Regions from separate parts of the Mus musculus genome. Here region 1 is linked to region 2. The links are chromatin contacts, found by Hi-C or POLR2A ChIA-PET in ENCODE. All regions are on one chromosome and are shown on one strand. The core of a region is the stretch at or near the end of the contact, and the rest is flanking DNA. Distances in the headings are between cores, read along the strand shown.

Region 1 (6,504 bases), core at 2,800-5,299, 45 kb after region 2:
AGTTGCTTTGGTATGGTATTTTTTTATCACACCAACAGAAAATTAAATAATACAGTCTTTAAATCTCGTTTTCTTCTGGCCAGTTTGATTACATAGCCATGATCTCATACAGAGTAGCGAGCTATAAATCTAGAAGAGTTTAGTCCTCTGTATCTAATTCTTATTTTATTTAAGGATAATGGTTTGATCTGTCATTTTATTTTGGTATTTCACCAGATTCCAGTTTGGGGACATAAATGGACAAGCACATTATAGAAGAAACTGGAAAACAAAACAGCCTCTCTTTGAATTCTCTTCCAACAGAATGCGTCGTTCCCCCATGTACAGTTATTACTTATGACAGGGGTAGAAAAAAGAGAGAGCAGTTCTGTGAGAAGTCAGGGTTCCACTGATTAAAATGTTAGGTGTCATTTTTTTTTTTTTTTGGAGAGTGAAATGGGACTCTGGTAGGAGTCATTTTCTGTTACTGTCTGCCATGGGACACTTCTGGGGAGACAAATATCTACTTTCACATAGGAAGCTGACTAACTGACCACAGCAAGGATGCCACCAGAGTCCAGTTGGGTGAACCAGTGAGTTTTATTGGGATTGCTTATAGGCATATGGATAAGGGGTTACTTACAGGATCAAAAGTGACTCAAAGACAACTGCATCCCCAAAGCCCACCCGCTGGAGAAAACTGGAACCCGGAGCTTACTGCCCAGCCTGCAGCCTCTTCCAGGTGGCTTGGTTAATCTGAACCTCTCTGCTAGGCAGCCCAGCTTGTCTGAAAATTGTCATGCATTCTTGAATATTTATAGGCCACTAGCATCAAAGTCTTTTTGAGAGTGGAGAAACTTTATCATGAAATCATACCACTTAACATATATTTTACTATGGCATACAGAACATATATATTGATAACAAGCACATAAAATTAGGGCTGATAAGATGGCTCAGTGGGTTAAGGCATTTTTGTTGTCAACCTGAGTTCAATTCCCAGAGCCCACGTGGCAAGAGAGAACCAAATCCTTCAGGTTGTCTTCTGAACTCAGTATTCATGTGTGCTTCCCACATGCTAAGTAAAATAGATACTTAAAACCCAAGTCAGTCATGGATACAGGCTAGCCCCTGCAACCCCCCCACACACAAACGACATATAAGCAATTACATGGGGTGAACACTATTGAACAATGTAAGAAGAAACCCAAAGAACATACAGGTTGACTACATTTAATAAGCATATATGCTTAGCAGAATCAAGATAGAAAATTTGTACCTTGACAACACAGAGCTTAACCCAGGTATTCAGAACAGCTGGGCGAAGGCAAAGGGTTGGTTGTTGACAGGTTAATGAAGTGAACTGGTTAGTGTTAACTAGAGGTGGGGCTCACTTATGCTGGGGGAGAGGCTTGGCAGTTTTTTAAGATCAGTGTCTGGAGACTAAACATAGGCCAATTCTAGAGATCAGTTATAGGGAATAAAAGGACACACATTGCATTATGGGTTCAACCAGAGGCCAACATTTACCCTGAATGCTGGCACTTGGAGGGAAAGAAGAGCCAACTGTACCCCATTAACTCAAGTTGCACCTTTTTTCTGGGTTCCCCCAAGGAAAGGAAGCTTCCCTGACCGCGGGGATGCAATGGTCCCAGTCTTCACTTAAAGCTATCTAGTTGGTTATACTGAACTGACCCAGAAAAGATGCTCACAAACCAAAACTCGCCATAAATCAGGAGAGAGAGAGAGAGAGAGAGAGAGAGAGAGAGAGAGAGAAGAAGAAGAAGAAGAAGAAGAAGAAGAAGAAGAAGAAGAAGGAGGAGGAGGAGGAGGAGGAGGAGGAGGAGGAGGAGGTGGAGGAGGACTTGCCACCACTCTGGAAAAGTAAAACTTTACTTCCTCTGGTAGGTCCGGTGCATAAGAAAGCCTGGCAGAATGGAAAGTGTCAGGGTGAACATCATAGCCACATGCTCTGCTCCTGCCATTCTCAAAAGCAGCACTGAGCACCAGGACAGGAACAGGAGCGGGCAGAAAAGGAGATCTTCAGAGCACTCCAGAAAACTTTCCCTGAATGTCTTCACACCACACACCAAAAGCGAGAAACCTCCCAGGGGGAAACGTAGCTCCTGACCCTTCCAGATTACAGTGCGCTATCATCCTCCTCACTCACAGGTTCCATCAAATGTAGCCTCCGCTACTGTCTGTCAACTGCAGAAGGGAAGTGGGGGTTTCCACAGCACATATTCTCCCTTGCTCCCACGGCTCGCCAACATACCACGGTGCTCACACCCCATAGGTAGTTTCACTGTGGCAGGCTCCGCGGCTTCCCTGACTTGAGACTGTGGGATCCTTGCAAATGTTCCCTCTTCTTTTTTGTTTGTGTTTGGAGACATAGTTTCACTATGTAGCTCCGGCTGGCCTGGACCTCACAGAGCTTCACCTGCCTCTGCCTCCCAAGTGCTGGTCTTAAAGTGCGTGACGCACAGATTAGCCTCTGTGTCTAACACAATTCATGGCCGTCGTAGACTCCTCCTTGCATGACCGCATCTTTCTCCTTATGCAATTTCTGTTAGTTTATAGTCCCACTTTGTCCTGTCCCTACTGAGAGCTAGGAGAGTCAGCAGGGACCTTTCAGGTTCTCATTTGCTCCATGTGTCGTTACACACGGCCACTAGAGGGCAGGAGACCCCATCCTTCCTTAGAGCCAAACCAGAAAGGCCGCAGAGCAAAATCATTCAGCAAACCAATCGTCGACCTGCTAAGTCACGAAGAAGTTGTGAGAAGCTTTAATTTCACTTTAAGCACTCTTCCAAAGCTTATTATTTCATTTAGGACGCCTGCCCTTCCCCCCGACCCGCCCCCAAGTCCATGGCTTCTCAGTTTTGGAGCAGCAAGAGCTTGCTAGCCCTTAGCTCAGCCTCACAGGCACCTGTATATCCTAGTCTATAGTTTTCACCTCAACATTTTAATTAGATGGTATTCTATGCACTGACCTGGTGCCCAGGGGAGGTGGGGACTGTTCTATGAGTGGACCTTCTTTATTAAGGTGAGGTGAGTGAATGGGAGGGGGAGGGGGATAGGGCAGTTTTCTTTGCCAGTGTATGAGTCTGTATGTGCCCTGTTCCCCAAATCCTTCAGGATCCTTATAGCATAAGCACACGTCACTTTAGACTTCTAACAAGGAAACCATGCTGTTCTCAGTGTGCCCCTTGCTTAGGAAGTACAGATCAGATTAGGTCGCTGGGACACAGTGAGTTCTGTGAGTCATATGAAAACTCAGGTTCAAACATTTCTGTGTTTTGCTAGCTGGGGGAAAGCTTTTTCTCATCTATGAGGGAGCACTTTATTCTGGGAGAAAGCAAATGGTTCCTTTGTAGTTTTATCTACATTGTGTGATCAGTCCAGGCTGAGGGAGACGGTGGTGGGGATGAGCCAAGAGGAAAGTCTGCTGGGTTTTACTCCCAAACTGACTTCATCAAAAACTTCCGATTTTGGTCTTTGCAAAGAATAGACCTGATCTAGTTTGCTTTTCTGTTGCTGCGATAAACATCAAGACCAAAAGCAACTTGAGGAGGAAAAGGTTGATTTCAGTCTACAAGTGATAATCTGCAGGAGAGAGGCCAGGGCAGGAGCTCCAGGCAGGAACCTGGAGACAGGAGCTAAAGCCGAGACCATGAAGGAATGCTGCTTACCTTTCCCTCTGGCTTGCTCAGCTGCCTTTCTTACACAGCTCGGGCCACCTGCCGAGGGATGACACAGGCCACCCTGACGGACTCTAATATAAATCAGCAATTAAGAAAATGGCTCTCAGGCATGGCCACAGGCCAGTCTGTTATAGGCAATCATTCAGTCGTGTTTTTTTTGTTTTTTTTTTTTTTCTACCCAGATGACTCTAGGTCTGTGTTACATTCATAGCTGAAGCTTACTAGGACAAGACCCAAGTAGGCCTTTCTGTTACCATCTTTGTCTGTAGCAGTGTGAATGACTGTGCTCCCACAGCCACATGGTGGCACCCAAGGGCATCTCCAGAAGACCTGTGCCTTTGTGTTCACACCGGCCCCTCCCTAAGCCCCTTCCGTGTTCATCCTATGTGCTCTGAGCTCCTTCTCAGGCTCTACTGATGTAAGACATGCTTCTAGAAACCTCTTTCTTCCTAGAAACATTTGGAAATCCTCCTGCCAGGGAGACTGGGGTGGCCTGGTAAATCTTTAACTCTCCTTGTGTGGCTCTTGGCCCTCTTTAGGATTTGCTTCCACTGACCTGAGGGCAGAGATGGCGACTTCATCCCACCAAGGAGCAGCTGCAGGAAGCCAGGCAGAGCACAGAAGCTGTGAAGCATCAGTAGGACAGGGGGAAAGACCGAGGTATGTTTCAGAGGTGTGTGTGTGTGTGGGGGGGGTCTATTATAGCTTGGGGGGGGGTGATAAGTTTAGACTGTGGAAGGCAGTCTGCCCTGTGTTGGGTTGGATTTCAAGAGCTGGAATTATGTCACTCCAACCAGATCCAGTAGGGATGTACCGTATTTTTCCCAAGAAAGAATGTGGAACAGCTGCCTGCCAGGAGGTCTGTGGGGAAAGGCTTCACACCTAAGGAGGAAGAAGAGGACAGAAGTGTGGCAGACAGGGAGGTTCAAGATCCAGCAGGGAGTGTCTCAGGGGTTGGACTCCCAGAAGGAAGTCACTGGTTGTCACTGGGACTGTTGGTCTCCTGGAGAAGCAGATGGCAGTATCTATGTCCTATATTCTCTCTTCGAACAATTTCCAGTCCTTTCACAGAAAGATCCAGTTAGTCATGTATTGAAGGAAGTCTTGAGTTTATGTACATTTAATCCAAACTGGCCCTCACCTGCTAACTCCTTTTCTTATGCTGACTGACTCACTGTCTAGGACTAAACGTCTTCCCCCGCTGGGCTCTGGAGGCCTCTCTGATCTCTTTTCTCTGGGACCACTTGCACCTTGATGTGGGATGAATCACAGAAGCTCCTTCCAATGGTTGAACTCGTGGTACCCTTGGGCAATATCCAGGGAAGACAGAGCGGGACTCACAGACTTACTCACTCAACTGCCAGGATAGGGTGATGATTGTCTTTTGGTGGAAACATTTTGCTCTTTGTAGCCAAGACCTCTGTGCTAACAAAGTGTAAGATCTTGGGGACTGGAAGCAAAGATTTTGCTGAGGTCAAGTAGTGTCGTTCCCATTTGATTTTTACCCATGAATTGCTGACCCATGAATCCTGCTATAGAGAGATGGCACTGTATACTTTGATATTACCAGACCCATGTATAGTCCCTATCCATGTTACTGTGGCCACTGTGATGAGATTGTTGGCTGATGATCAGGTGACTGGGGAAGAGGATGACTGGCACCAACAGAATGGGTCACCCTGTCAGCTTGATGATCAAGCTCTTCCTTTGCTGAGGTCAGTTTTTGATGGGCATTCAGAAGTTCTCTTGCTTGTCTTCCTCGCAGTCCTTCCAGACACCTCTTCCAGACCGATTTCCCAGCCATGTTGTTTCCAAATCCACACCATCCAGCCAAATGGTTGGCTGGAGCCCATGGGTTGGTAATAGTTGCACATCTGACCATTTCTTCTTTTAGTGTAATGAACAAGGTGCGCTGCTCAAAGTTCTGCCCCATGGGGAGAATATTCTTCCAACGTGTTCTCAAGAGATGCCCAAGCCTTGGCCACAGTGAGGTAGCTGTCCTCTGTTGGTGGTGCCCACATGTACAGAACCATCTGCCAAACAGGTCGTCCTTTTCTCTGTCGACTGGTTGCAAGGGACTCACCCTGAGGTCACAGATTTTGGCCTGGAGTGAGAAGGTGGTGTGATCGTGGTGAGGGCATTGGGGACACTGTTTCATGAAACCAGATTACCCTTCTAACCACTTCTAGTCACTAGTTAACATTTCCACAAGGATGGAGTGCTGGTTGTCCATCTACTTGCAGGCCCAGTGGATTGCCTTAGTGCATTATATACTCAGGTCATCAAATATCTGAGGCTGGGAAGTCCAAGATTAAGGGGTCCACACCTGGCACAGGCCTTCATATTATTGTACTATGATGAGAAGGAGAAGGGAAATGTGGGTATATAAGAAGCAGCAGGAGGGGTACAGACTCATTTGAAAAGATTTATTTACTTAAAAAATGAATATGCAACACATGCATGCAGTTACTGCAGAAGCCAAAAGAGGGACTCAGATTCTCTAAAACTGGAGTTGCAGAGAGTTGTGAACAGCCATGTGGGTGCTGGGAGCTGAACCCAGGTCCTCTGCAAGAGCAGCAAGTGCTCTTAACTTCTGGGTCATGTCTTCAGCACTGCACATTCATTCACTTTCCTCATACTCTGCAACACATTCCCACCAGATGGCATCAATCTACTTGTGAGTAGATTGGGCCAACAGAGGCTTCATGCCCTTCTTATCTCTTAGGTCTCATCTCCCAACACTGCTGAATGTTGGATGAAGTTTCCAACTTTGGGGGAATGCATTACAATCATAAAACTCTACCCCTAGACCTCAAGTTTG
Region 2 (7,247 bases), core at 493-2,992:
GCATGAAGACTGGAGTGTTGCTTCCCAGAGGCCATAACAAAAGCTGAGTATGGTGGGTCACAATCCCACAGATACTGAGATCCCAGTATCTTGCTGGCCACCTCAGTGAACCTAGCCTATTTGATGAAGTTCCAGCTAATTAGAGACCTTGTCTCAAACAAGATGGAAGGTGCCTGAAGATGCATAATGTGACCCCCTGGCCCCCACATGCACCAACCCCCCCTCACAGATTTTATAATATAGACTCTGTGTATGTGCATCAATACATAGTTTGCTTTTTTTCTTTCTTTTTAAACATTTTTAAAAATTATTTATTTATTTATTTATTTATTTTTTGAGACAGGATCTAATACAGTTCCAGGCTGGCCTTGAACGAACTATCTCAGTGTGTAAGATAGGCTAGCCTTCACTTACTGTGCTTCATTCTTCCACTTCTGGAACAGCCTTGGTCCTGAGTGTCAGTCTGGAGAGTCTGTCACTCTGGATAGGAAGTGTTGTTCCTGGGCCACACTAGCTGGTGGAGGATCTGAAACTAGAATGCTGCTCTGAGAGGTAGGAATGAAAATCCAGAAAGGCACATAAGCAGGTGGGAAAACTCACTCATCTATTTCACAGGCAAACACATCAAAGTCCAGAAACAGAAAACTCTCTCTTGTGATGACTGCACATGAATTTAGTGGAAAATGGCTAGAAACTTGGCCCCAGTTTCCACAATGCTTGACAGCTGAACAGCAGCTGGGGGCCTAGAGGCTTGAACAGTTACAGATTGGTGCCATGGTAGGGGTTACAGGACATCCATCCTGGTCCCAAATGCACCTCCAAAGTAGCTCTGGAGAGAAAATGCAGTATCTTTCCAGTTGACCCCACTGTGATTACCCAGCTGCGACCAAACTCAAGGCAGAGGTGGGAGGAATTCTATCAGATGTATAGGAAAGGGTGGGAATGAAAACACTTTCCTGGAGGTGTTTGGGAACCAATCACCCTTCTTGGCAGTCTGGACCTGGTTAGCAGCTAGAAGATATTTCACTCAACAGAACCTTAGTGCATAGTGAAATTAGATGCGGTTAGGTAACCTCTTCAGACCTGTTTTCTCAGCTAGAAAAAGCTCCCCGAATGCAATGATTTCCAAAGCCACTTGCAAACAGCTCCAAACATAATTTATCATGACTCAGTGTGGTCTGATGATATGCTGGCTGATGATGGCTCACTGTACCCTCACGAGGCAAAAGAGCCCTGCAATGTGCAATAGGCAAGTGTGAGCAATGCCGCCTAAACATAGCTTTCAGGGAGTAAAGAAAAAGAGCCACAATAAAGTAGATATACTCTCCAGAGGGGTCCTAAAAGTGCTGTGTTCTATTTGGCCCGCGATGGCTTCCAAGCAAGGAAACCTAATGGCACCTCACTACCGTGGTACCCCGCACCTACGCCGCGAGTTCAGATATCAATACGCGCTTGTGCGGGAGGCAGAGCGCTCAAAGGTGGGCAGATCCGAGGCACCTGGTGGACGGGCACAGCAACTATGCTCCGCGGGGCACAGAGCATTAGGGGGCCACCTCTTCCACCCCAGCAGTGTTCAGCTCACTGATTTTTTGCTTAGGGCCGCGCGGCCGCAGGCGAGGTCAGACCCTGGCTATTGGCTCCGGAGAACAAAGGGGCCGCCCCGCGGGCTGCACCAATAGGGCCGGGAGTGTCATCTGAGCCGTTCAGCCAATCCGCAGCGGGGCGGTGCAGGGCGACCAGCCAATCACACGCGTCCGCCTGCCCCGCCTGCCCCGGGACTGGCCATGGCCCGGAGCCCGGTACCCAAGTCGCCCCTTGGGTAGCCGTTCCCGTTAACCTTAGCCACAAAGTCAAAGGTATTTATTTCTCAGGCCCCCTCCCTCCGAGTCCTGTGCAATTCTGGCGGGGAGGGGCGGTGCAGGGACGGACCAGCGCCGGGTCGCTGTTCCCGTGCTGCTCCGGTGTACCGGGCTGTAGAGGAAGGATGGGTCCCGGGCCTTGAGGCGCCCTGAGTCCCGCGTGCACCTCAGCTCTGGGTCCCAATTTTCTGTACCACCAGCACCCTTCCTAGCTCAGTTGGGAGGGACCTGAGGTTGGCTGGGAGGTCAACAGGCCAGGGCAGTAAGGTCAGGAGGGTAGGACTGTTGAAGAGCCAAGAGGACCTACTGAGCCATCTGGTTGTTCTGAGCTCCCTGTCTGTGTCTGCTTCCGTGTAGAAGAGCTTCTGGGGGCAGCAATCCCAGTGTTGGCTACAAGCGATTCTGCGAGGCGGGATGAGGGTGGAGACGGAGAACAAGCAAAAGGAAAGCACGCAGAAGTTACAACTGTGTGCGCGTCTTCGGGGGTGGTTACTGAGACTTCTTTCAAGTAAAATGACCGCAGCAGTCTCAGTGGGTGTGGTGTCTGGCGACACAGAGTCCGAATGGTCTCTAGCAGCAGTGGCAAGTTGGGTGTGGTCACCTGAGGTTGGAGACAAGTGACAGGCTCTGCATTTTTATTTGTTTGTTTTTGGTTTTTAGTTGTGTTAATAACATGAAAACATCCCATAGCATTTGTGTCCTGTCAGTTCCGAAGCTCCATGATTCTGTGCTTCTACCACTCAGTTGTGGCTGACGTTTATGTAAATGAGCCCTCATAACCGTGTTTTGTAATGGTTTACAAGGCTGGGGTCTGGACTGTGTGCTAGGGATAGAGGCATCCTGTATTAGGATGCGTTTGGTCTTCTGGTGGTAACAGAAAGCATGGATGATGACAGTTACCCCACAGGTACTTGTTTGGATGACACATAGCTAAACAGTAGTTTTGAGTTTCCCAAAGATGTCTGTCTCTGGCAAAGTGACCCCTGATTTGGACCAGGGAGGGGGTGTATGGGCAAGGTCACTGCAAGACAGACAAGTTATAGGTATGCAGGTGTGTGAGGACATAACAAATCTAGATATTGGGGACAATGGGGAAAGCTAACCAAAGACTATGTTTTGAATGGCCTTGCCAAGACATTTTTGTCTAAATTTCCAAGTGTTGGAGAGCTCTTGAAGTATGTCAAGGGGGTAAAATGTCAAAATTTCAGTTTTAGAAAAATCAGTTTGGATCTGGGTGGTGGTGGCCCACACCCTTAATCCCAGTACTCAGGAGGCAGAGGCAGGCAGATCTTTGAATTCGAGGCCAGCCTGGTCTACTGAGTGAGTTCAGGAGTCAGGGCTACAGAGAAACCCTGTCTTAGGGAGAAAGGGCAAGAGAGAAAGAAAGAGAGAGAGAGAGAGAGAGAGAGAGAGAGAGATCAGTTTGGGTTCTGGTGGCAGATGGATTTGGAGGGACCAAGAAATCAGTAAAATTTTAAAACTATTATTCATTCATTCATTGAATGTGTGTGTGAGAAAGACGGAGAGACAGAGATAGAGGAAGAGAGAGAGAGACAGACAAAGGACAGAGGACAGAATTTTTGGAAGTTGGTCCTCTCTACCATGTGGATTACATAGATTCCGGGTATCAAGCTTAGGTATCCAGAACTGGCTTGCATGTCAAAACACTTTTACCCACTAAGCCGGTGACTCTCAACCTTCCAAATACTGTGACCATTGAATACACTTTCTCATGCTGTGGTGACCCCAGTCATAAGATTAATTTTCATTTAATTTTACATAGCTGTAATTTTGCTACTGTTATGAATCATAATGTAAATATCTATGTTTTCCCATATGGTCTTAGGCCACCAGTGGGGTTTGTGTTTCGCAGGCTGAGAACAGCTGCATTAAGCTTTTTCTTTTGTTTTGTTTTTTGAAGTCATTTAGGTGAGAAATGGTGAGATCTGGACTCAGAATTGATGACCGGTGGCCCAGGACACTAGGTTCCTGATCCCCATTCTAGGTGTGATGTGGAGGCCTGGAGAACTGTGCTGGCCTTGGGTGTGGGCTCAAGGGAGAAACTTGGGCTGATGATTCAGACTTGGGGTAACACAGCTCACCTAAGTTGGTAGAGGGGAAAGGGCTCTGTGTGGCCCAGGCCCTAGAGGATCTCACACTGCATGGGCTGCTGGGCACAGTCTGATTTTGTTTGTTTGTTTGTTTGTTTTTTGAGATAGGGTTTCTCTGTATAGCCCTGGCTATCCTGGAACTCACTTTGTAGACCAGGCTGGCCTTGAACTCAGAAATCCGCCTGCCTCTGCCTCCCGAGTGCTGGGATTAAAGGCGTTACCACCACGCCCGGCTCACAGTCTGATTTTTATGTCCCATCAGTCTGCACAGCTTCTGTTCCTGCCTCCCTAAATTCTGGTATTTGAAGTGAATAGCTGTGTTAATATGGCTCTGGATATTCAAAGACTTTTTCTTTTTTTTAAAGATAGAGATCCATGTGGCCCAGGCTAGTGTTGAACTTGGTATGTAGCTTAGGCTGGACTCGAACTTCTGGGGCTCTTGTTTACTGAAAGCTTGTGTTACATGAATGTATGAACTCCATTCAGCTTTGAGAAGATGTCTCTCATGACTGACTCAGTTTCTCTTGTCACACGTGGACAGAATAGAGAGTTGTGCTATGTGCCTCACATTGGCATGCTTGTATACTGTCGGAAATGTATCTTTTTAAAAGAGACTTAGGTTTACCTCATGTGTTTAAGTGCTTTGCCTATGTGTAGGTCTATGCACCACATATATTCTGTGCCTATGGATCAGAAGAGGGAGTCAGGTCCAGTCCCCCAGGAGTTACACATGATTATCCGTCATCATGTGAGTACTGAGAACTGAACCCCATCCTCTGCAAGAGCAGCAAGAACTCTCAATTTCTGAGTTGCCTCTCCAGCCCCTATACCTTGGGGTTTAAGATGCTTTCCTCTGTGTTTACATGCATAACCCTCCAGTCCTCCGCTTATCTAAGGGACAATTTTGTCTGTCCCAGTGTTGCCTGACTCCCAGTGGTTGTTTGAAACTGCAGCTAATATTGGACCATATTCAGTCTTTTCCAGCACACACATCTGACAGTTTAATTTATAAATGAAACACAGAGAGAGGGTAAGGTCAATTAATGATTCAATATAACAGTTATGACAGTGTACTAAAACAAATGTCATGAGGTTCTTAGTTCTCTCAAAATATCTTATGTACGTGAAGTTGGCCATGACTAACTGAATCTGGAAAGCACACTGTGATGGTTTGTATATTCTTGGGCCAGGGAGTGGCACCATCTGGAGGTGTGGCTTTGATGGAATAGGTATGACCTGGTTCGATAGGTGTGTCATTGTGGGTGTGGGTTTAAGACTCTCACCCCAGTTGCCTGGAAGTCAGTCTTCCACTAGGAGCCTTTGGATGAAGACTTAGAACTCTCTGATCTGCCTGGATGCTGCCATGTTCCCTCCTTGATGATAATGGACTGAACCTCTGAACTTGTAAGCTAGCCCCAATTAAATGTTGTTTTTATAAGACTTGCCTTGGTCATGGTGTCTGTTCACAGCAGTAAAACCCTAACTAAGATAGAAGTTGGTACCAGGGACTGGGGTATTGCTGTGATAGGCCTGACCATGCTTTTATTTGAAAGAATGTGGATTTTTGGACTTTGGATTTGGAACTCAGTGGAATGCTTTAAATGGGGCTTAATGGGTCATCCTCGTAGGAATATTGAAGACTTTGTTGCAGAGAGTGATTTGAACTGTGTTGACCTGGCCCAAGAGATTTCAAAGGAGAAGAATTTCAATATGTGGCAAAAAGACTGGTTTTGTGGAATTTTGGTGAAGAATGTGGCTACTTTTTGCTCTTGTCTAAAAAGTCTGTCTGAGGCTAAGGTGAAGAGACTCAGATTATTTGCATTGTCAAAGGAAGTTTCAAAAAAGCCCAGCAGAGACTTTGTTCTCTGGTTAAGTCTTTTTTTTTTTTTGGCTTTTCGAGACAGGGTTTCTCTTTATAGCCCTGGCTGTCCTGGCACTCACTTTGTAGACCAGGCTGGCCTCGAACTCAGAAATCCGCCTGCCTCTGCCTCCCAAGTGCTGGGATTAAAGGCGTGCGCCACCACACCCGGCTCTCTGGTTAAGTCTTATGAAGAGAAGTTTGAACAAGCATAGCAAGCTTAGAAAGGAAAAATATAAAATATATGGTTCGAGTATTAAAGGAGTACCAGGAAGTGAAATGGAGCAAAATCCTGTGTTCTAGGAGATAACGGATTAAGGGAGTGGGACCTTGGGGCAAGATCCTACCCAGCTAAATTTAGATCTAGGCATGGTGGTACACACCTTTAATCCCAGGAGACAAGCATGCTGATCTCTGTGTTCAAGGTCAATCTGCAGAGCAAGATCCAGGATAGCCAAGCTTAGGCAGTGAAGGATTTGAAAAACAGAAAGCCAGTGACAATGTAATAGTACAAGCGGGTCATGTTCTAGTTCCTGTAAGCAGCAGAACTCAGCAGCTTCAGCCATGTGGCTCTGGCTCTAGAGTTAAGAATGCAAGGAACTACTGGGACAATTGATGCTGGCTAGCTGGAGCTAAGACATTAGCAATGATTAAGAAGAGACCAACATCACTGAGTTGAAATCTGGGAGTTGTTTTCTGGGAGCACAAAGAAGCTGTGTTCCAGAGATAGCCAAGGTTGTACCTCCCGCTACAGCTGGACTTGGTAATGTGTAAGAATCACCCAGGTGGTACTGGTTTTGAAGGCATGAAGGTGTAATGAAGAACAGCTGAGGCTTAGCACTGTGAGAGGTCATGGAAGGCCATTGGAGAAGGTATAGTCTCAGCTGGAGATGATGGCCCAGGACTGAAGTGGTCTGCAAAGGATTTGAAGCTTGGCACCATGAAGAGAGCCCATGAGAGGCTATTGGTGAAACCTAGTTGGAGTGGAACACCCCAGTGTATTGGATGATCACCAAGAACAGCAGCCATAGTGGAGTGGATCAACCTGAGCTTAGAGTGCTACAGAGGGAAAGCTGGAGAAGTGATTCCAGACCTTAGGAGTAGCCTAAAAGATCAAGTGGAATCCCAGACACTGAAACATGAAGCTGTAACATTGAAATTGCCTTGGAGACTCAAAGATGTTAAAGATGACAGAGCCATCGGGTACATGCTGAGGAAAGCTGCTAACAGGGAGTGGAACCAGCCCAGGAGAAAGCAGTTTGTTGCAGTCAACAGAGATAAAAAAGGAGTGGAGATCTGAAGACTGCTTTGACATCATCCATGGAGATGCAAAGTTTGGAGTTTGCCCAGTTGGTTTCCTGTCTTGCTTTGGGGATTACAGTCCATTAGTTGCATGAATCTCAGAAGAGACCTTGAACT

The links. Hi-C counts contacts between places; a loop is a spot of excess contacts on that map. ChIA-PET counts read pairs that join two places held with the same protein, here RNA polymerase II (POLR2A).
Region 1: POLR2A ChIA-PET joins it to region 2 with 25 read pairs in Patski. The contact joins the promoter of Gimap8 here to the promoter of Zfp775 in region 2. A Hi-C loop is called at or near these places in 3 of 37 maps with a recorded cell type or tissue (gastrocnemius and left cerebral cortex). POLR2A ChIA-PET finds 5 or more read pairs at or near these places in 1 of 5 experiments (Patski).

Annotation. Positions count from the first base shown.
Region 1 is chr6:48,643,185-48,649,688 of GRCm38, forward strand. Gimap8 (GTPase, IMAP family member 8) reads left to right here and starts at 4,050. Exons shown (of 6, transcript NM_001077410.1): 1 at 4,050-4,101; 2 at 4,223-4,343. The coding sequence starts at 4,252.
Region 2 is chr6:48,600,265-48,607,511 of GRCm38, forward strand. Zfp775 (zinc finger protein 775) reads left to right here and starts at 1,743. Exons shown (of 3, transcript NM_173429.3): 1 at 1,743-1,856.